3 separate regions of the Homo sapiens genome follow, and regions 2 and 3 are each linked to region 1. A link is a contact called in ENCODE Hi-C or POLR2A ChIA-PET data. All regions are on one chromosome and are shown on one strand. The core of a region is the stretch at or near the end of the contact, and the rest is flanking DNA. Distances in the headings are between cores, read along the strand shown.

Region 1 (5,091 bases), core at 1,395-3,894:
CCACAGCAGTTCATTTTTCATTGGTTTTTATTTCACATCTTTCCTGTCCATCCCACTGGACAAGCAACTCAGTTTACTTTTGCTTTACTTTTAAAACTCACAGCAGTATTATAAGTCATATAAAAATTTCAAGCTTTTTTGTTACAGAAACTGTTCTTCCATCAGTGCAGACCATTTGAGATTTTCTTAGAAATCAAACTTAATTAAATAAACATAACAGCAATTTGTCTGACACACACTTGTTCAAGTATTAACATTTCTCCTCAGGGAACTAAGGGGCAACCAACCTATTCTTCATTCACCTTCAAGTTAAACAACTTCGTTACAAAACAAAACAAAAAAGGAGGGAATTAATAGCAAAAATAGAAGGCATTTCTTATATTCCAGTCAGTGTGCAAGCAAAATCACTGGAGCAAATCATAAGTTGCTGGAAGAGAACAATAAGTACTTCAAGGCCATAATGTGCTACTTGCCCTCTGTGATAAGCAAACTTTAGTGGCATCCAATCTAAGTTTATATCACAGGTCAATCAAAATCTTGCCTAACCATTAGCCGTTACTCACACATATATATGTATATGTATTATAGTTATTAGTGCCAGAAATCTAGTGACCAAAACCACTAATCTAGGACCGTGAACGATTCTACGCAAACTCACCAGAAGAAATTATGGATCAATAAAATCAATGAAATTAAAATTTTGACTGCAGAGTCAACTGAAACAATTTCATATTCATGAGACTGTTAAGAACATAAACGCGGGGTTACCTTTTGCCTCCTTTTACAGCAAAAGGCTTTATCTTTGTGCTCAAAGTATGGAACAGTTTACATACTTTACTCATTTATGAAATATACTGATCTCCAAATGTCTTCATAAAATTGGTAAACACAGAATAAAGTCAATTGTTTATTTTCCTATAGCCAAACGTGTCCTGTCTGAAACATTCAAGCCATTCTACAATACATTTAAGAATTGTGTTGGACACTGCTAATAGCTATTTTCCAGCCTTCCTTCCACACGCACCTTCTATTGCCAAAATACTGTAGTAAGGTGGGATATTATTGAAAGAGGTTATAGACATTCAAAAGGAAATGAGAATTTATAGATGAATTTATACAGCACCTACATACCAACAAACGCACTACTGCTACATCAAATTTGTAAATCTTCCTTTTAAAACTGAAAGGTGTTAGTTGATCTGCAATGGTGTAACTTTAAAAAGCACAGTAAACCCATGAATGCCTATATAAAGCCTCAACAATTCAGTCCACTGCAACACCACAAATTCAAAGGAAATGTGGTCAAGTTCTTAGGGGCACAAAAATATTTTCGCTCAGTTAAAAAAAAAATGCCCTAGTAATAATATACTCTCAGTTAATTACCTGAAGTTTCATGGCATATATTTAGGTCTTTGGAAACTTAAACACACACACACAATTTTTAAGTAGCAGCGCTGCTAATGGTTTTAGACGCTGAAGCATGTGCATTCCTGAATTTACCCCGTTTAACAAAAAGGGGGACGCGAATATTCACGATGATCAACTTCTTCAATGCACTGCTGGGCCATGTTAGGGTCTTCCTGAAACTTTTGGATCTAAAATCTCCTCCGAAATCCACAAAGAGAAGCCACTAAAAATCAGTTGCCATTGTGATTTGGTGCCGACTACCGCTTCTTACTACTCTTTCTTCACAGCCCTCGCCCAGAACAGTGGAGCTCTCCGAAGTCCCAATGCTAGACCGGAAAAGAGAAGCCAAAGGAGACCTGAAGCCCTCTTGGCGCTGCAGGAGGCGGCCCGGCTGAAGCGCCCCCCGCTCCTCCACAACTACCCACACGACAGGCCCGGATCCCGCTGGGAGATGATGTTTAGGAAAGGGGGAATAAGCCATCGCCGTCACTTAGCGCCGATTTCGGCCCTTCCCGCCCGGCTCTAGTACCTGCCGCCGGCCCTCGCCCATCCCCAGCTCACCCCGGCGGGGCTCGGCGCCGAAAGAGAACCCTCTCCTCGCTGGTCTCTCATTTCGATAGGCGCTAGGGCCTCTCGGAGTCGGAGAGGGGCTTCCAACAGGCCCCAAGTCCAGTCCTTCCCTCCCAACAACATCCCGCCGAGCGTGCCCTGGCACCCAGGCGCGGTGCTCGGGAAGAGGGCCCCGGGCCTGCCTCCCGCCGACACCAAGAAGAAAAGGGAGGGAAGGAAGGGCGAAGATGGGGCCTGCCCTAGAGCCAAGTACCTTGTAGAAAGCGCCATTGGAGCCCCGCACTTCCACCACCAGCTCCTCCATCTTCTCTTCAGCCCTGCTAGCGCCGGGAGCCCGCCCCCGAGAGGTGGGCTGCGGGCGCTCGAGGCCCAGCCGCCGCCGCCGCCGCCGCCGCCGCCGCCTCCGCCGCCGCCGCCGCCGCCGCCGCCGCCGCGCTGCCGCACGCCCCCTGGCAGCGGCGCCTCCGTCACCGCCGCCGCCCGCGCTCGCCGTCGGCCCGCCGCCCGCTCAGAGGCGGCCCTCCACCGGAAGTGAAACCGAAACGGAGCTGAGCGCCTGACTGAGGCCGAACCCCCGGCCCGCTGCGGGTGTAAACACTGAAACCACGTCACGTGATCAACGCTGTTCCCTCCCCCCGCGGGCTCAGCCCCTCGGCCCCGCCCTCTCTCTTCAAGTGGCCTGGGAGCGCGCGCATGCGCGCTGCTGGGAACCGGCCGGGGTGCCGGGTCGAAAGACAGACGCGCGGGCCGGGCGTGCGCGGGCTTGGTGGAGGGCGGGAAGGCTGAAGGGCGGTGACAGGTCGCACTGCCTCGCGAGGGCCAGAACGCCCATTTCTGCAGAGGTGCACTCAGTGGCGTGGGAAATCAAATGCATCCGGTTATCCCAGTTCGGCCTCTCTGGGATTCCGCGGGAGGGGGTGTCTGGTCTGGTTTGGTTTGGTTTGGTTTGGTTTGGTTTGGTCCGGTTCAAAGTAGCGCAGTCTGACTGAGCGGGAGGTGGAGTGGAAGGCGAGAATAGGGGTGAAGGATTAGACAGAAGAAGACTTTGAACTAGGAACAGTGGCAACCAGGGTGACCCAGGCTTTTGTGACCCGTAGAGGCAGAAGGTGAGGCGTCTACGCCCTCTCTCACCAGATTTTGGGCGGCCCTGTGGAGACACCCTGTGCCCTTTAAGGGACATGGATTGAGTCGGGATCTCAAAATGTGAGCCTTTCCTCAGACCCAGCTTTGACCCACGTACTCGCCTTTCCTCAACTCATTTTCATACTTTCACTTGACTATATATTTTTTAAAAATTGTGTTAAGCACTTGAGGTTCATTTCTGCCCCTACTGTATGTGCACCCTGTGCCAGAGGGTGGGGTGAACACGTGTGTAGCAGTCATGCGTCCTGTCCACAGGGGCCGATGCACCTCCTTGCAACCCTTTACATTCCACTGTGAAACAAACCTCAACTTTTTCTTATTCCTGTTTTTACACCGTGCTTATAGCTGCCTTAATCCATGTTCCCTTCGGGATGCTGGTATCCAACTGAGAAGTTGACGGAGCATCTATCGTGTGCCAGACACTGTGCTAAGTGCTAACGAGAAATCGGTGAGCAAAACAGAAAAGAAAAAAAAAGAAGAAACGACTGCCAGCATTGAACTTAGTACCTAGCAAAGTAGGTGGACATAAATCAAATTGTCAGACAAGTAAATGAGTAGTTGCAGCTGTGATAAGGGGTATGAAGAATAGGCGCTTCCATGATGGCGGAACATGACCTAGTCTGGGGTGGAGAAGGGGAGATGATTCCAGCTGGAATATGGCAGGTGAGAGTTAACTAATAGCACTGAGTTGGCAGAGGCAGGATGACCTGCCCCAGGCAGGTGCCCCAGAATGAGAGGATGTTGCTGCTGGTGGAACTCCAGCTTTAAAGCGGTGGATCTAGGGCCACATTCCTCAAGGCCATAGCAAACAGGAAAGACCTTTTGGACTAGGGTCTTTGGAGTAGTCACATGAGGCCAAGAACCCAATAGGGCTGAAAGAGAATCTCATCATAGGCTGAATGGGAGCAGAGCATTAGCTGCAACTCCAATGTATTATAGTAAAAGGGGACACATTGATTAGAATGATTATACCCCTCCAAGTGTAAGCTGTTGTTCAATTTACCCAGGGCTTAAAAATATGTCAACTCTTCACAACCATTTTTACTACAAGCCACACTCAACCTGTGTTGTTCCCTGAACCTGTGATGCACTTTCATCCGTTCATGTCTCTACACATCCTTCCTGGGCCCCATAGAGGCCCTGCACCTTAAGGTTTTCAGCTGGATTCCTATTAGCTAGTTATTTTATCTCAGGTACAGAGAGTTAACTTTGCTCCTCAATTTTCAGCACATTGTCATATCAGTCCCTACAGGGTCCTTGTTTACATTATTTTATAGTGTTTATATTATTTTTTCCTCATCTTTCTCGATCCCCACTCTCATTCTTCTAGACACAAGCTGCAATATGTTCGATAGAGATCCTTGATAATTTAACACAGATAATGTTTTGTTTATGCCTCTTGCATTTACAGAGATGGTATTGGACTGTAAATCTCTATTTCCCACTGTTTTACTCAACAGTCTGTTTTTGAGCTATACCCACATTGCTGTGTGTACACCTAGTTTGCTACCGAGTATGCCAGAAATTTTATTCATACATATCCCTACTGATCGGGCATCTAGGTTACTGCCAACTCCCTGAAGTCATACTGTGGTGAAAACCCTTGTGAATGTCTTTACAAACCTTTGCCAGAACTTATTTTGTGCTCTTGTAGAACTTTGTGCATACCCTCTGCTTCCTCATTACACTGCTTGGCATATAGCAGAGACTCAACAAATGTTGAATACCTCTACTATGATGGTTAGTGTACTAGAATAATTTATTTATATTTCTGTTTTCCTTATTGGATTATTAGTACCTTCCAGACAGGGCAAATGTCTTTTCTATCTTTGTGTCCCTGGCACATTAAAAGTGGTTGATTTCAAGGTATGTTCAATGAATGAATAAATACTTATCTTCACTGCCAGTACATACTGCAACTTAGTCTTCCCCACTTGACTCTGAGTCTCAGCCTTACTCTGATCTCTAGCT
Region 2 (5,091 bases), core at 1,858-4,357, 4.9 Mb before region 1:
AGAAGCTGACAAAGACACACTGCCAACCTTCAAGGAGCCCGCCATCTAGGGTGGGAGACAGGAGCAAGCAAAGAGTCACAGAAGTGCGTTTCCACTCTGATGAGGGCAAGCCCAGAGCACCAATGCAGGCTGCTGGCTCAGGGAAGCCTGCCCCAACTAGGAGATCCCTAAGCTGACTTCAAAAGGCCCCAGAAGAGTGAGTAAAACAGAGCGCATGGTGTCCTGAAAGACATTCCATGGCCAGGGTGGGAAGGACAAAGTGATGGCACAGAGCCAGCATGTTCTTATAACAGTGACAAGCTGTGTCACAGCAAGTGTGAAGCAAGATCGGGAGCAAAGTTGAGAACATGTGGGGGCTGTGTGCCAAGCTAGGGAGTTACAAGGGGGGAAAGATGGTGGAGCCCCTAGAAGTTGGAAGCAGGAGTGAGTGTTGCGACTGGAAAGATCACCTTGGCTGCAGTGCAGGGAAGAGATTTTGGACAAGTCTAAGGCTCCAGGCATGGTGGGCGGGGGGGAATGACAAGAGCAAATCAGAGACAAGAACTACATTTGACTCTTGAACAATGTGGGGGTTAGGGGCACGGAGCCCCGAAGTCAAAAATCCACATATAACTTTTGACTCACCTAAAACTTCACTAATATAGCTTACTGTTGGCTGGAAGCCTTACCAATAATGTAAACAGTTGATGAACAAATATTTTGTACATTACATGTATTACATACTGTGTCCCAGCAATAAATTAAGCTAGAGAAAAGAAAATGTTACTATGAAATCATAAGGAAGAGAAAATATATTTACTATTCACTGAGTGAAAGTGGATCATCATGGTCTCCATCCTCACGGTCTTCCTGATGAGTATGCTGAGAAGGAAGATGAGGAGGAGCTGATCCTGCTGCTCAGCGGTGGGAGAGATGAGAAAAAAATCTGCCTGTAAATGGACTCACAAGGTTCAAACCCATGTTGTTCAGGGGTCAACTGTAATACTGCCTGAAGACCTGCTCAACATCAGGCCACTTTACATATAAGTAGTTCATCCCATTGAGATGCAAAAGTATCCCATCAGGTAGACAGTACTGGTCTCACTCAACAAATGAGAAACAGGCTCAGAGAGGTTAAGCGACTTGCCCAAGGTCACACAGCCTGCACACAGCCTGCGCAGAACTTGTGTTTTTCCCTTGTACTCTGTCAGGCTTCCGATCTGCAGGTTGACGGACTGGGAAGCAAGGTATGGAGGGACATTAAGCTAGAAGGGTTACCAGGGGCAAAACTGGGCAGAGGGATCACAGGCCAGGCTAAGGAGCCCTTTACGGTTCAGGCTCTGAAGGTTTAAGAGCAGGGAGATGCCCTGACCAGGGCCGTTCACTACGAAGATTAACCTGGTAGAGCAGGGAGGACTAGCTAGGTGAGAGCTGGGAAACAGGGGAGCTACTCATCAGTTGTCTAATATGTGCCCCTCTCTGTTCTAGGTCCTGGAGTACCAGTAGTGAATACAACAAAGATGCCTGCCCTCAGACAGCCTGCCTTCTAGTGGAGGGACAACAAAGAGCAAAACAAACAAGCAAAATATACAGTAGGTCAGAAGGGGATAAGAACTGTTGGAAAAAAAAGTAGAGCAAGGTGAGTGGCTTGTTTGTACTGGGGGCTGCAATACTTAAATAGGGTGCCTAAGAGGAGGCAGGCGGAGAGGACAACTGAGACAAAGATGAGAGGCAGGAGTGTGGCTGGCACATGAGGTTCAACCACAAAGCCAGTGTTCTGGGGCTGGAGTGAGCCAGACGAGAGAAGAGTTGTGGAGCGATGGAAGGGGACACGTCGTGCCAAGCTTTGGAGATCACAGTGAGAACTCTGGCTCGTACTACTTGGGGGGATGATGATGACCCAAAAGTCAGGAATCTGTTCACTGCTGAAGAGAGAAGAGGGCAAAGGGCAGCAGCTCCATTTAAAAGGTTCTAATAAGCCTCGGGCCTTTCTCTGTCTGAGAAACTTACTCTCTGCCCTCTGTCTCCCTAGATTACTGCCCCTATGCCTGGAGGAAAAACAGGTGAAGGCTAAAAGCCACGGGGATAGCTAAAGAGGGCAAACTGGACCTCCAGCTCCACTTCTGCAGGTCTATGTCAGTCCACAGCCCTTGCACACGCTCCCTTTTAATTCTCCAAGCATACCTCTCACTTCCAAAACTCCTGTGACTCTGCTGATGAGGGCGTCTCGGCCTGGAATGCTCCTCCTTATCTGCATTGTGTGGGTGTCAAAAAGAGTATATTTTGATGACCTCTCCCCGCCCCTCATGCTCGCTCACATCCCCCTCACTCCTTTCAAAGTCCGTTCCCAAAGGCCCCAGTTCACCGTCCTGGGCTGCTTTTAGCCAGGTAAGATCTAAAGTGATCCTCTCTTGGAACCTGGTCTGGGGCCTATACATCTGGGTCAGTCTAGGGGTGCTCTCGAAGGGCCACCCTCAAAGAGCGAGCCTCGGCTGGATTCAGTTCCTAGGTCCCAGCCGTCCGACCTCTGCGACAACACTCAGCACACCCCTTCCCCTCTCCGGGTCTCAGTTGCCCCGTGAGTACAGTCCCTGCTCCAACACGCAAGGTAATCGTTTCTGGCTGCTCTGATGCACTCGGTCCCTAAACTCAGCCTTAGGTCAACCCAGAAAGCACCCGACCCGGGCGACCCCGTAGCTCCCCACCCTCCCGCACTGCCCAGTCGCTGACACAGGGTGACCTCCAATGGCAAGGCCACGACTCTTACCCGTCCGTAGGCGCCCCCCTGTCTGGCCTCAGCTCGCAAGCAGGCTGCACCCACTGAACTCCAGGCCCGGACCGCCACCCTTTACTCCCCTCCCGCGTGAGCCGAGAATCAGCCGAGCTTCCTCCACCAAGAGGATTGGCCCAGCTCGGCGACGACTCAGCCAATTGGCGCTCACGGCGTGATCTTGCCCAATAAAGACGGGGCTCTGTCGCCAGCGTGCCCCTCCCCGCGCTGGGCCGGGGCTTTGCCAGGTTAGTCCCACCCTCTTCGGCCCTGCACCAATAGGGAGAGGCGGCGACGAGCGGACGGCCAATGGGGAGCGGGGCTGCGCGCGCGGGGCGGTGGGAACGGCGCCGAGTCAGTGTACACGTCGGTTGCCTAACAACCGGCAGCGGACTCCTTTGGCTATGGTGAGTGCTGCCGCTCTGTCGCGCCCCACGCCCAGCGGCTGAGCCCTTCCCAGGCCCCAGCTCGGCCACGCCGCCTCTCCTGCGCCTTTCTCGGCTTTAGCGCACCAGTCTTTCCTTTGAGCTCTTTCCCGGGAGAGTAGGGTACAGACGCTAACCAACCTACTGGGCCTGCGCTTCGCTGCTGCCTCCTCTTCACCCACAACAGGCCCACACCCGCCCCTCGGGCTCCCCTTGCATTCCCTGATCCCCTCGGTGAACCTCCCTGGGCAAAAAAGACTCGAATCCCTCACAGGCCCCTGACTCTCTCAGACCTTGGCCCCCTGGCCTCCTCATTCTGCCAAAATTTCCACACACAGCTGGGAAAAGGTGTATCGTGTTCTGTTACAATGTTTTTTACAATTTAAATACAGGGGCATTCAGGGGATGCTTTAGCTTCTTGGAGAAGGCACGAAGGTGCCAGATGGATTGAGTTTTATTACTCGGTACTGACACAATATACATCTTAACAACTTACTAATATTTGGCCAAATCTAGAAGTAATTGGGAAGTCGGAGTACTTACTGGGAAGGGGAGTACTGGGAGTGGGCATCGTAAGACTGTTTTCAGAACCAGGATCCCCACGTTCGGGAAGAGCTGATTATCTCTAGTTATTCACAGTCATCTTCTTGACTGGCTCTCTTTTGGGATGATTTTCAGTAAGAGGTGTCCTTACTGAACAAGTGATCTCCCTGCTTCTAGAAACAACAGTAAAGAAAAGGGAGGGGTAGAAGTTCATGGAAAGATTCATTGTTCTTGCCAGTAAACCCTGTTATCTTTCTTTTTAAGCAAAGCTTTGGAATTGGTTATATAAATGACTTTAAAAATACATATGGGTGTCTGTAACTATGTTATGTAAATATGGACTGTATGATATATTATTGTGCTTGTGTATTGCATAACATATAAAGGCCTCCAACTTTAAGAAGGCAAACATGGCATCAAGTTCTCAGCGAAAAAGAATGAGCCCTAAGCCTGAGCTTACTGAAGAGCAAAAGCAGGAGATCCGGGAAGCTTTTGATCTTTTCGATGCGGATGGAACTGGCACCATAGATGTTAAAGAACTGAAGGCAAGCTCTGTGCATTCCTGCCGTACTGCCCTTCCTTTCCTCTGCCTCTTCCTTGTCATCTCCCTATCACCTCTCTACCCCTTTTGCCCTCTTCTCCCTGCAGTAAGTAACAGGGGAGGTTGTACTGTGCTGTTTTCCTGTCTTTACTTACTTTGAGTATTATTCAATAAAATTGATTGCAAATATCAATTAGATCAATGTCATAGTGTTCCCCAATCATATTAACATGACCACATCAGATGCTGGCTTAATGCTCTCAACACTGTTATTTTTGCTCCTGCTACTTTAGATGTGCTTATTGAGACGATCCTGTTTTCTTTATAGGTGGCAATGAGGGCCCTGGGCTTTGAACCCAAGAAAGAAGAAATTAAGAAAATGATAAGTGAAATTGATAAGGAAGGGACAGGAAAAATGAACTTTGGTGACTTTTTAACTGTGATGACCCAGAAAATGGTAAGTAGCTAAGACAATTATCATGGTATGGAGCCCCAGTCATCTGCAGAGGTCCATGGCGTCTTCCTGTTAAAACAGTCATGTGACCACAGAGCAGTCCAGGTAGCAACTGCATCAGGAGGCCTGCCCTCCCATCATGTTACTTTGGGCTCCCAAAACAAGCCCTTGTGCTTCTTTCTCAAGACTTCCAAGCAGATACCTCTTCCCACAGAATTCCAAATCAGTTAGGAAATAGATATGGGATAGGGAGAGATATAGCGATAGGTAGCAAACGTCACCTTGGATGGAGTGCCTGGCTTGCCTGGTGTTTCTTTGAGGCCAAAATGGGCTTCCTGACACTTGCCGCAAGTCTAGACTCGAGTTACATTGTTAAAAA
Region 3 (5,091 bases), core at 1,801-4,300, 3.5 Mb before region 1:
GTCAACTACACAGGGACAGAGAATAAAACAGTAGTTACCATGGCGGTGGGGGTGGGAGGCTGGAGGGGAGGAAATAGGAAGATATACATCAAAGGACACAAAGCAGTAGATATATGGATTAACAAGTGAGATATCTAATGTACAAGAGGACTATAGGCAATAAAGTTGCATGGTATTAGGGACTTTTGTAAATAAGATTTTAGCTGCCTCTGGTCACACACACACAAAAGTATGTGAGATGACAGATATATTAATCTGCTTCACCATAGTAATCATTTTACTATATGTATGCCATAACATCATGTTATGAACCTCAAATATACACAATGAAATTTATTTAAAAAGAACCTGAACAAAAAACCCACAAAAACATTGAGTAAAATATATATTAAATATAACTAACCTCATGCCTATTTCTTGATCACATGCTCTGCACATGTGTGAGAAATTAAATGCTTACTGCTGTAAAAAAAAAAGTTCTAATATTTTCTTTTGGTACTTAAATGGATCATCTTTTAGCAGGCCTCATTTTGGTTATTACTGAGCTATACAACTCTCATTTAATATACATAAGCTCCCTTAAACTGTTTCCTACTAGTAAATTTTTAGAGAAATTTATTGTGTAATCCTCATGAAGAGTATGAGTGTCTGCAGTGGAGAATCTACAAAAAATACAAAGAGTCACTAATTGGCCAATTCTTTTGTGCACCCTAAAAAAAGCACTTGACTTTGGTGTTTCTATGGTGAGTAAAAAAGTATGTTTTAGGAATGCAACTTTCAGATTATCTAACTTGTTAAAGGAACAGAAAGGAAGTGTTAACTGATTGTTTTGTTCTTTACATGACCTCTCTTGAGTATCTATTATCTGGTCTGGCTTTTAAAAAGTTTATTATTGAAAAGATGATATAACACCATAAAAATGTTTTAAAGTAAACAAAATCACCTATAATCCCACCACCCAAATATAACCTTTCTACATATTAATTTCTAGCCCCCACACAATCTATACACAGCATACCTTAATAATTTATGGCTAATTCCTTCTCACTTCTCTCTTTACCTCAAACTTCAAAAATGTGACTACTTTTCTGTGTTGTGACCTCACTAATATGGGACTAAGCATTAAGTCAAAGTGTACATACAAACTTTTGAAAACTAGCAAACTTCCTCTACTGTTTATAGGACATTTTCTCCCTGGATTCCAGCCACAAGAGCTGTTGGTTTTGCTGATGCAAGCCACCTTGGGTAAAATCAGTGGCTTATCCAAGACAAAGCAACTGATGCTATTCAATTGATTTATCCTATGTATCTTTGGGTGTTACTGAGCAGAGATTTGTTAGAAGTGAGGAATGAGAAAGGCTGGAATTAAAGTTGTCCTCACACAAAGGAAAAAGTTCAGGATGAACCTTAATCTGCCTCCATTTATAACACCACCTAGTTTTCCCACTTCATACAAACTTCTGCAGCCAACATTGAGCAGACAGAGCCTACCACATTCCCTTTTGTAGCAAGTAAGACAACAGGAATTCTTTCTCCCACAGTCAAGATTTCACTGCAAATTCCATTAGGAAACCAGAATCAGTCTAGAAGGACTATGCTGTAAGTGTATCTAATAAAAATATGTTGGTATTCTCATAAATGAATAATTAAAAAAAAACCCACATTGAGGCTGGATAAAGAAAATGCGGTACATATACACCATGGAACACTATGCAGCCATAAAAAAGAATGAGATCATGTCCTTTGCAGCAACATGACTGGAGCTGGAAGCCATTATTCTAAGCAAATTAAGACAGGAAAAGAAAACCAAATACTGCACGTTCTCATAAGTGGGAACTAAACAACAAGAACAGATGGACACTAGGAGAGGAACAACAGACAGTGCGGTCTACTTGAGGGTGGAGGCTGGGAGGAGGGAGAGAATCAGAAAAAACGCCTATCGGGTACTATGCTTATTACCTGGGTGACAAAATTACCTGTACGCCAAGCCCCCGTGACATGCAGTTTACCTATATAACAAACCTGCGCATGTACTCATGAACCTAAAATAAAAGTTAAAAAAAAAAAAAAAAAACTCACAATGACCCTGTCGGAAAGAGAAGGCATCACAGAGCTCCAAAGATCGTGGGCTTTGGAGTCAGTGAGCTTGGTCAAACGTTAGCTTCAATTACATACTAACTTTGTCGCCTAATTCTGTAATCACTCACCCTCAGTTTCAAGTCACTTACCCTCAACTGCATCCTCTTCAAAATTGGGAAATCAAGCAGTTAGAGAAATTAAGAATTCTGACAATGTATGTAAAGCACGTGCACTGAGCCTGGCATACAGTAGGTCTTAACGAATGATAGCTAACTCCCTCACCACTCCCTTGCCTACTGGGGTGGGCCAGAACCACCTGCTCTCTCATACATTCCTTCAACTCAGTCACCAGCCTCTATCTTACTGATTCCCCAAGTGAAGCAATCTCACACCAGGGGACTATTCCCTTCTACTCCTTCATTCATACAGCAAACATTTATTAAGCCCCGACTATGCAGGCCCCCTAGGGAACACGGAGATGAAGGAGACTGCATTCCTGTCCTCAGAAGGCTGACCCTGCGGTAATGAAAGAGACTGCAATATAGACACAGCGAGAGAAAGTGCTAGGATAGGAGCATGAGCTGAAGGCCCACTGACCTATTCCCCATGACCCCGGATCCCTTGTTCCCGAGCGAAAGTTCGGGGCCGGGAGTTTAGACGTCTCAGGCTCCAACCTGCTTTCCCCGCCCCCTTCCCTGAGGCCAGGTCCCCGGGGTCCAGACCTCACGCCCACCCATTCAGCTAGGGCCTTCCCTCAAGCCCTGCTCCAGGCTGGGGCCAGTCCGCCTCGCGGTCCAGGCCCCGCTCAGGGCTACCTGAACTCAGGAGGCTGCAGTGCGTTCAGCGCCGCCTTATCCGGGCGCTCCATGGTGTAGCCGTGCCGGCACAGGCGCTCGGCGGCGGAGCTGGGCTCGGCGGCCGCGCTCAGTAAGCTCCGCGAGGGAACGGCCGAGGCGGTTCGCACCGGAAGTAGCGGTTCGCGCCGGAAGTGCCCGTTCGCGCCGGAAGTGCCCGTTCGCGCCGGGCGGCGGGCCACAGTACGCAGGCGCGGCGCGGCGCGGCGCGCCGCAGCGACGCAGGGCTGTTGCCGGCGCGGGGGCGGGCGCTCACATGACTTACCGGCGGTGGCTCCGCGGCGTGCGCCCTGCCAGGAGGGGCCTGTGCTCGAGGAGCAGGCCTGGCGAGTAGCCCAGCCACTCCACGTTGAGCCGGGACTTGCCGCGCAACATGGTCCTCCTGGGCGGGCGGCGGCTACGCCGCCCCCTGAACTCGCGTGAACACTGGTCCTCGTCTGCGTCTCGGTCGCTGAGCTGGGGGCCGCAAGGAGACCCGAGCATATGAGCCGCGAAGAGGGACTACCAGCCAGAGGGCTGTGGTGCTAGGCAACTGAGCGTATTCCGCCGACGACAACACAAAAAAGCAGTGCGCATTATTTCGCCACTACTTGAGCAAATAAATGCCTCATTAATTACTGCCCGCAGTGGTAGGAAGTCAAGCCCTTGGCAGCTGGGAGGAGTTAAAACACTCACCCGAGTCCGTAAAACTAGAGAATGTCAGAGTTCAAAGAGCTCTTGCTGAGAATGACTGTTCCAGACTCGATGCCAGTGACCCCCAACTTCCACTTAAAAGTTAAAAACATATTTTGCAGCTGCTCAGAAAGCCGCCAATGAGACAACAGGGACTCAAATAGTAAGAACAGATGGGCCTCCCGGGCCTGCGCAACCCGAGAGAGGTAAAAACGAAAGGGTGGGTAAGTCTGGAGTCAGGCTTGACAAAATTAAGTTGCCACTGGCTGCTAATAAGAGGACAGCCCTTAACATGGTCAGCGCCTGGAAAGGGCCGCTGACCACACAGCTATTTTCTGCACCACATGGATACAAAGACCACATCTGAAATCATGACTAAACCAGCAGCTTAGAGTGGTGGAAAGGGCAATGGACTGGGCAGCAGGAAGTCCAGGTTTTAGTTCAAACTGAATAATCCCCCTCTAGGGCTGACTGTGCTGGCTCACGCCTGTAATCTCAACACTTTGGGAAGCTGAGGCAGGAGGATTGCGTGAGGCCAGTAGTTCCAGAGCAGCTTGGGCAGCATAGCAAGACTCCGTCTCTAAAAAACAAACTGTAAAATATTTAATAAAAATAATAGTAATCTCTATCTGGGCCTCATCTAGACCTTTAGGTGAGTAAGAACCACCTAATGTAAGAACTTGGGGTACAAAGAGAATCTAGCTCTGGGGTAGGCAAACTGAGCCAGCCGACCTAATACATGGAGCCTACCACCTGTTTTTCTACAGCCCTGAGGTAAGAATGGTTTTTCCTTTTTAAATTGTTGAAAACGTCAAAAGAATAACATGACACGTGAAATTTATATGAAATTCAAATTTCAGCGTCTATTGATAAAATTTTATTGGAGCTCAGCCATTCTCATTTGTTTGTATTATCTACAACAGCAATGTTGAGTAGTTGTGACAGAGACGGTATGATCTGCAACGCCCAAAATGATCTGCAATGCCCAAAATTCTTACCATCTGACCCTTTTACAGAAGAGTTTGCTGACCCCTGCTCTAGCTAATCAGCCTGCAGTGAGGTCCTTCAATCCCTAGGGACCCATAAATGTAGTAATGGTGGTTCTGAAGGCAGTTTTTAATATTTTTAAAAACCTAATGAATCTATTTACTGTTAGGCATCCAAAGCTACTTAAAATATCACCGTTCTTTGATTTTTGACACTTACTATATCATGATGAGGTTATCCTAGTTATCCCATAAGAAAAGACTGTTCACAGATTATTATGAAAATAAGCCACAGTATACTTAATAGAATAAATCTTTTAAAACATAGAATGAACACAAGTGGGGGAACGGAATTGTGACTTATTGTTCCCCAATACCTAGAGTAGGGCCTGGTATATAGTAGGAACTAATAAATATTTGTTAAATAAATAAATTGGGTCCACAAAAGGAAAAAGAGCAAAATAGTTCTTGATGGTGAAAAAATTGGGAACCAGCTTGGC

Evidence for each region. Hi-C counts contacts between places; a loop is a spot of excess contacts on that map. ChIA-PET counts read pairs that join two places held with the same protein, here RNA polymerase II (POLR2A). Pooled maps may share reads with other maps.
Region 2: a loop to region 1 is called in a map of naive thymus-derived CD4-positive, alpha-beta T cell, with 16 times the contacts of the local background. The contact joins the promoter of CETN2 here to the promoter of FMR1-AS1 in region 1. A Hi-C loop is called at or near these places in 1 of 168 maps with a recorded cell type or tissue (naive thymus-derived CD4-positive, alpha-beta T cell) and 10 of 50 pooled maps. POLR2A ChIA-PET finds 5 or more read pairs at or near these places in 1 of 52 experiments (GM10248).
Region 3: a loop to region 1 is called in a map of CD8-positive, alpha-beta T cell, with 18 times the contacts of the local background. The contact joins the promoter of VMA21 here to the promoter of FMR1-AS1 in region 1. A Hi-C loop is called at or near these places in 4 of 168 maps with a recorded cell type or tissue (CD8-positive, alpha-beta T cell and naive thymus-derived CD4-positive, alpha-beta T cell) and 16 of 50 pooled maps.

The regions. Positions count from the first base shown.
Region 1 is chrX:147,909,370-147,914,460 of GRCh38, reverse strand. It overlaps FMR1-AS1 (FMR1 antisense RNA 1), which reads left to right and starts at 2,644. Exons shown (of 2, transcript NR_024503.3): 1 at 2,644-2,819; 2 at 3,466-5,030. It overlaps FMR1 (fragile X messenger ribonucleoprotein 1), which reads right to left and starts at 2,542. Exons shown (of 17, transcript NM_002024.6): 1 at 2,231-2,542. The coding sequence starts at 2,281. RefSeq lists enhancers at 2,122-2,221, 2,802-3,011 and a silencer at 2,382-2,721.
Region 2 is chrX:152,828,773-152,833,863 of GRCh38, reverse strand. It overlaps CETN2 (centrin 2), which reads left to right and starts at 3,107. Exons shown (of 5, transcript NM_004344.3): 1 at 3,107-3,156; 2 at 4,104-4,262; 3 at 4,587-4,715. The coding sequence starts at 3,154. It overlaps NSDHL (NAD(P) dependent 3-beta-hydroxysteroid dehydrogenase NSDHL), which reads right to left and starts at 2,801. Exons shown (of 8, transcript NM_015922.3): 1 at 2,747-2,801. RefSeq lists a silencer at 2,868-3,207.
Region 3 is chrX:151,395,165-151,400,255 of GRCh38, reverse strand. VMA21 (vacuolar ATPase assembly factor VMA21) reads right to left here and starts at 3,050. Exons shown (of 3, transcript NM_001017980.4): 1 at 2,895-3,050. The coding sequence starts at 2,947. RefSeq lists enhancers at 2,500-2,559, 2,620-2,769 and a silencer at 3,050-3,209.